2 separate regions of the Homo sapiens genome follow, and region 1 is linked to region 2. The links are chromatin contacts, found by Hi-C or POLR2A ChIA-PET in ENCODE. All regions are on one chromosome and are shown on one strand. Each heading gives the region's core, a stretch centred on a gene start or an enhancer-like site at or near the end of the contact. The rest is flanking DNA. Distances are from core to core; before and after follow the strand shown.

Region 1 (3,685 bases), core at 175-2,674, 130 kb after region 2:
TAGTTTGTCACAAGATAGCAGTATTGTTAAATATGAAAAAATACTGAGTGACTAAATTTTTAGGTTTATAATATAAAAACAAAACATTTCTTTTTTTTTTTTTTTGAGATGGAGTCTCACTCTTGTTGCCGGGGCGGGAGTGCAATGTGCCATCTTGGCTCACCGCAACCTCCACCTCCTGGGTTCCAGCGAATCTCCTGCCTCAGCCTCCTAAGTAGCTGGGATTACAGGCATGCGCCACCACGCCCGGCTAATTTTGCATTTTTAGTAGAGATGGGGTTTCACCATGTTGGTCAAGCTGGTCTCGAACTCCCAACCTCAGGTGATCTGCCCGCCTTGGCCTTCCAAAATGCTGGGATTACAGGCGTGAGCCACTGTGCTCAGCCCCATCTTTACCTTTGAAAGGAATGATTGTTGAAATCATCTCTCTGAAATTTCACATTTAAACATATTTATACCCCCAAATCATGTTTTTCAATACTGTTCAAAGGCCATCTATAAAAATGCATATTTCAACATAAAAGATTTTTCAAACATCTAACAATATGTGACATTCCAATATAGATGATTATATTGATATTATTTAGCTGTAAAAAAGAATAAGGCAGGCCGGGCACGGCGGCTGACGTCTGTAATCCCAGCACTTTGGGAGGCCGAGGTGAGCAGATCACCTGAGGTCAAGAGTTTGAGACCAGCCTGGCCAACATGGTGAAACCCCATCTCTACTAAAAATACGAAATTAGGCAGGGCATGGTGGCGTGCGCCTGTAATCCCAGCTACTCAGGAGGCTGAGGCAGGAGAATCGCTTGAACCCGGGAGGGGGAGGTTGCGGTGAGCCGAGATCGCGCCGTTGCACTCCAGCCTGGCCAACAAGAGCCAGATTCCGTCTAAAAAAAAAAAAAAAAAAGAATAAGGTGGCTCTGTGAGTACTAACACAAATCCCCAGTATAGAAAGTGAAAAATGGCTGGGCGCCGTGGCTCACGCCTGTAATCCCAGCACTTTGGGAGGCCGAGGCGGGCAGATCACGAGGTCAGGAGTTCAGGACCAGCCTGGCCAACATGGTGAAACCCCGTCTCTACTAAAAATACAAAAATTAGCTGGGCGTGGTGGCGCTTGCCTATAAACCCAGCTACTCGGGAGGCTGAGGCAGGATAATTGCTTGACCCTGGACCCGGGTTGCAGAGAGCCGAGATCGCGCCGCTGCACTCCGTCTCAAAAAAAAAAAAAAAAGTGAAAAATGAACACTTTTGTGGAAAAGTGTAAATAGTCTGCTCCCATTTCTATTAGCTAACACACCTGTGTGCACACGGAGCTTTCAGTCCAGTCTGGAAGGGGAGGGCGGGGCCTTCCCGGGAGTGAAGGGGGCGGGGCCGACCCAGACCCTCCAGGGAACGCCCTTGAGTAACTCGCGCACTTGGGGCCCGTTTCCACCTAGGACTACAGGCTCAAGATGGCCTGGTAGATGCAGCCGGCACGCACCTCTCCTCTGACGGGAACCGAAGGAGCCGGTAGGTTTTCACACTTGCAGCAGATCCGCTAAGAGAACGCGGGATTCAGCCGAGAAGCCACGGGGAGCCCGAGGAGCGGAGCAGAGGCACCCAGGCAGCCTGCGCGGAGAAATTGGATCGGCGGGGACGGCCTGCAGCTCCCGCGCGCGGGGAAAGGGTGAGTGAGAGACCCCGGGGCTATGCAGTTCCCCCAGGGACTTCCACAGCCCCCCGACCCTCGCGGACCTCCAGAATAGGGGGCAGCGGGCGAGAGATTCCCCAGCGGCGTTGCAGGAGCCCACGTGGAGCCCACGTGGAGCCCACGGGCTTCCTTGCCCTGAGCAGCTGCAGCTGCAGCCCCTGCCACCCCGAGAGTCCAGCCCCGAGGGCAGCTCCTGCCTTGCCTGCGGTTACCGCCGCCGCCAGCTGAGGGCCAGGGAGGGAGAGGGGAGGCCAGGCGCTCTCAGGAGTCCCAAAGGACAAATAATCCCGCCGCTGCCGCGGGACCCAGACACGAGCCAACTGCGCGCCCGCCCTGCCCCGCCTGAGCTTTCCGTCCGCCGCCTGGGGCCCAGCCCTTCCCTGTCTGTCACAACCAGAGCCCAAACCCCGGGGGCCTGAGGACAGTCCACTGGCGGCTCCGTCCCCTGAGGACCTTGAGCAGGAGGGCCAGGGGCCTGGGGATTGGTGGCTGTTCTGCCCTTTCCGCCACCGTTGGCGGCTGAACACTCCTCCCCGGGGTCTGGGGTCAGGGACCCAGCCTGTGGGATACCACCCAACTGCAACTGTCCTCATCCACATCACACTCACTGCTCCAGGGCCTGGGATCAACCACGAGCTTAGCTGGGGCTTGCAGGGACCAGCCCCACAGGGTCGGGGGGCTTCTCCCTGTGTGCGGCGACGAGAGAGTGTAGAAATAAAGACACAAGACAAAGGGATAAAAGAAAAGACAGCTGGGCCCGGGGCACCACTACCACCAATGCGCGGAGACCGGCAGTGGCCCCGAATGTCTGGCTGCGCTGTTATATTTTGGATACAAAGCAAAAGGGGCAGGGTAAAGAGTGTGAGTCATCTCCAATGATAGGTAAGGTCACGTGGGTCACGTGTCCACTGGACAGGGGGCCCTTCCCTGCCTGGCAGCCAAGGCAGCGAGAGAGAGAGACAAAGAGAAAGACAGCTTACGCCATTATTTTTGCATATCAGAGACTTTTAGTATTTTCACTAATTTACTACTGCTATCTAGAAGGCAGAGCCAGGTGTACAGGATGGAACATGAAGGCGGACTACGAGCGTGACCACTGAAGCACAGCATCACAGGGAGATGGTGAGGCCTCCAGATAACTGCGGGCAAGCCTGACTAATGTCAGGCCCTCCAACAAGAGGTGGAGGAGCAGAGTCTTCTCTAAACTCCCCCGGGGAAAGGGAGACTCCCTTTCCCGGTCTGCTAAGTAGCCTGTGTTTTTCCTTGACACTGAGGCTACCACTAGACTACCGTCCGCTCGGCAAGGGGCGTCTTCCCAGAAGCTGGCGTTACCGCTAGCCCAAGGAGCCCTTCTGGTGGCCCTGTCTGGGCATAACAGAAGGCTCGCACTCTTGTCTTCTGGTCACACCTCACTATGTCCCCTCAGCTCCTATCTCTGTATGGCCTGGTTTTTCCTAGGTTATGATTTTAGAGCAAGGATTATTATAATATTGGGATAAATTAATTACTACCAACTAATGATTAATGATATTCATATATAATCATCTCTAAGATCTATATCTGGTATAACTATTCTTGTTTTATATTTTATTGTACTGGAACAGCTCGTGTCCTCGGTCTCTTGCCTCGGCGCCTGGGTAGCTTGCCGCCCACAGGGGCTGCCACTACCAGGATTCGAGCAGAGCACCTAGAGGACTCCAAATTGCTCCCCTGAACCCATTAATGCCAGAGCCAGCCTACACCGCTCCTGGGCTCAAAGACTGGCCCACCTTAGCCTCTTAGTCCCCAGCAACCACACCCTCCACTAATAACCACACCCTAAGCCACCCAAGAAATCATACAGAGCCTACAGTACTACCCCAATCAAAGCCAAAGTGCCCCACCTAACCAACACCCTATCTACATTTTTAGGAAGAAGTCCTCCCCTACAAAGCAAATTCACAAACTTGGAAGAAGCAATTTACACAGGATGTGCAGATCTCAATGGAAGGACAC
Region 2 (3,399 bases), core at 770-3,269:
CTCTACCCCTGTTCCATTTTGGGGGACATGAACAAAGGTTCCCAGGTCCTTAAACCTTGGAGGAGGCGAGTAATAAAACAGGTCAGCGACTCCAGGCCAAGCCAAAGCTGTGGGCTAGCCTGTAACCCTTGCTTCACATGGTGACCACTTCCTACCCTCCAGTCCAGCACCCTCCAGCCTGGCTCCGTGGAACTCTTAACTCTCATCAGATGTCTAGGCAGAGGCGGAGGCAGCTGGTGAGTCCAGGGCACTGTCAGAAATGTAGTCCAGGTATCTCCTGGACCAAGCGCCCTCCTAAAAGAGGGACAGCATTTCTTGGCCGGGCGTGGTGGCTCATGCCTATAATCCCACCACTTTGGGAAGCCAAGGGAGGCGGATCATCTGAGGTCAGGAGTTGGAGACCAGCCTGACCAACATGGAGAAACCCTCTCTCTACTAAAAAAAAAAAAAAAAAAAAAAAATACAAAAGTAGCCGGGCGTGCTGGCGCATTCCTGTAATCCCAGCTACTCAGGAGGCTGAGGCAGGAGAATCGCTTCAACCCGGGAGGCCGAGATTGTGGTGAGCCGAGATCACGCTATTGCACTCCAGCCTGGGCAACAAGAGTGAAACGCTGTCAAAAAAAAAAAAAAAAAAAAAGAGGAATAACATTTCTCTCTTCATGTCTATCCCCACATCCTTGGGGACATTCTTTAAATCTCATAAATATGAATGATCTCTTTGGGGAGGGGGTGATCAGAGTCATAGCTGGGCATGATCGGAGTCAGAGCTGGGAATGCCGGCAGCCCACCCACCCGCACCCCACTCCCACCACACCCCACACACCTGAAATATCGATGCCCTTGAGGCCGATGGCTTCTTGACACTGGGGGAGGGAGGAGAGGGAGGGAAGGGAGAGCCCAGTCGCCGGAGAGGCGGAGACAAAGAAGGCAGCTGCACAAAGCGCCCAAAGATGAGAGCGAAAAGGACGGGAATGGAGGCAGAGAGCAGACAAAAGCGGACAGGAGATGCGGCCGCAGGGGACAGGCAGGGAAGCCGGAGGAGGCTTCGACACCGAATCACAGACATGACACCTCGTGACTCTGGGCCCAGCAGATGAAAAAAAAAAAATCCTAGCACGCACCCCCTCCCCTGGGACACTGTAAATAGAAAGCAGCGTGACACACCCCCTTCGCCCCGGGGTATGGGGGGCGGGGATCCGTGGAGGGGAAGGGGTCAAGGGGAAAAGAAAGTCAGAAAAAAGGCCGTAAGAGAACAACCTTGGAAACAGAGACGGGGAGAGGCGATGAAGTGGGGGCGGGAGAGAAGGCCTAGGGGGTGGGCAGAGGCAGGGGCCGAGGAAGATGGCCCAGCCAAAGGGGGTGGGGGGAGGGCCCCAGAGGGCCACAGTAGTGGAGAAGGGGGGGCTGTCCTGCAGGGTCTTCCCGAGTGAGGGTCTTCCCTCTGCCTCTACCCCGGATTGGGGGCTTGGGCTTGGGGGAGAGGGAGATTGCAAAGGGAGCGATCTGCTTGGCGGGGGTTCCCCTGGGCGCCGGACCCTGGGGACAGGTGGGAGCGACATGGCAACAGAGGGGGGCGGGGGAGCGCTTCTGGACACCTGAAGCGCAGCCTCTGACTCAGTTTTCTGGGTCTTCGGACTGGGAGGGGCTGGGCAGAAGGGGGCGCAGCCGCTTGGTCCCCCTGAGGGGCGGTGGCCTTCTGCTGCCCCATTCTGCGGTGGAGGAGCACGCTAGCCCCCTCCCCAGTCCCCAGGCCCGGCCGCCCCCCTACCTCGCCGGAGCCGGAGCTGGAGCCAGGGCCGAGATGCCGCAAAGCCAAGCGGGGCGGGCGGCGGGCGCAGACACCCCCGGTGCCAAGAGAGAGGTCCCTTTGGAGCCCCCAAGAGTCAAAGGAGGATGACGCGCGGGGACTCGGCCGCGCTGTCGGAGCCCGACTCTAACGTCGGTCAGCGCTGGGGCAGCGCCGCAGCTCCGTTGGCGACGCGGGCCGGGGCGCCCATCGGTTCAGGGGTTCGGGTGGCACGCGTGGCTCCCCCGGCGACGCTCCGGCGGCAGCTTCGAGGGGCGGAGACCCCGGCGACGCGGAAGAAACCCGGGACGGATCCGGAGCGGACTCGTGCCCTGCTGGCGGGGCCGGGGGTCGGGGTGCGCCCTGGGCAGCTGGGTGGCCTCAAGCCCTACTGGCGAGACTCCGCCCTGTGTCCCGGCTGGGGAGTGGGACTGAGGATGGTGGTGTCTCGGGTTTTGGTGGTGGTGATGCTGGTGTTGCTGGCTTAGTTATCTCCCCACCCCACGCCCAGCACCTCCGTTCTCTGTCCGGGGGTCCCCCACTGCCCTGAAGTACCCCTCCTCCAGGAGCCACCCCTCAATGGAATCTCCTCTCTCCATTATAAGAGCGGCTGGGAAGGGGACTCCGAGCCTTCGTCCCCGGAAACTGATAGAGGGAATCAGAAACCCTAGAACACCGGGAAGGCGAAGAGACATCAAGAGACAGAAGTTGAAAGGCTGAAAAGGGCAGAGGGAGGCCAAGATCTCTCCATCTTCTCACCACTGCGTGGGTGCCTGAGCACCCTGGTTCCCCGGGTGCACAAGGCCCCTAAATCCACAATGTACCCCACGGGACAGCAGGCAGAAAGACCTCCAGGTACACAGCGCACACCCAGGCACATTCACACAGACCTCTGCACTCAGGAGGCGCTGCACCCCACGCTGATCCTGGTGGCTGGGGAGGAAGAGGGAAGTGTGGAGCTGGGACCCGGGTGGGTGCAGCGCTGCCCCTGCTCTAATAAGGCGGTGGCCCAGGCTCTTAACTCCTACAAGGTTCTCCATCCCACCTATAAAGTGAGCTCAAGACTGGGTGCGGTGGCTCAAGCCTGTGATCCCAGCACTTTGGGAGGCCGAGGCGGGGGAATCACTTGAGGTCAGGAGTTCGAGACCAGCCTGGCCAACATGGTGAAACCCCGTCTCTACTAAAAATACAACAATTAGCCTGGCCTGGCCGGGCACGGTGGCTCATGCCTGTAATCCCAGCACTCTGGGAGGCCGAGGTGGGAGGATCACCTGAGGTCAGGAGTTCAAGACCAGCATGGCCAACATGGCGAAACCCCGTTTCTACTAAAAATACAAAAATCAGCCGGGCACAGTGGCCTGCACCTGTAATCTCAGCTACTTGGGAGGCTGAGGCAGGAGAATCGCTTGAACCCGGGAGGCAGAGATTGCAATGCGCCGAGATCGTGCCACTGCACTCCAGCCTGCGCGGCAGAGCGAGAATCCAACTCAAAATAAAATAAAATAATAAATAAAGTGAGATCAGAACACCTTCAGTTCTACCCTGTAAGGAGCCAGGAAAGTGATGGACAAAGCCCTTTAGCAACTGTAAACTGCTTTGGAGATGCAGGGAAT

The links. A loop is a pair of places that touch in the nucleus more often than their neighbours do. ChIA-PET counts read pairs that join two places held with the same protein, here RNA polymerase II (POLR2A). Pooled maps may share reads with other maps.
Region 1: a pooled map shows a loop between it and region 2 (2.1-fold over the local background). The contact joins the promoter of EMSLR here to the promoter of NAT16 in region 2. A Hi-C loop is called at or near these places in 2 of 50 pooled maps. POLR2A ChIA-PET finds 5 or more read pairs at or near these places in 8 of 52 experiments (H1, HEK293T, HepG2 and 5 more).

Annotation. Positions count from the first base shown.
Region 1 is chr7:101,306,883-101,310,567 of GRCh38, forward strand. It overlaps EMSLR (E2F1 mRNA stabilizing lncRNA), which reads left to right and starts at 1,425. Exons shown (of 2, transcript NR_110115.2): 1 at 1,425-1,666; 2 at 3,602-3,685. RefSeq lists an enhancer at 2,096-2,923.
Region 2 is chr7:101,178,274-101,181,672 of GRCh38, forward strand. It overlaps NAT16 (N-acetyltransferase 16 (putative)), which reads right to left and starts at 2,020. Exons shown (of 4, transcript NM_198571.3): 1 at 1,769-2,020. RefSeq lists an enhancer at 1,801-2,523 and a silencer at 1,895-2,189.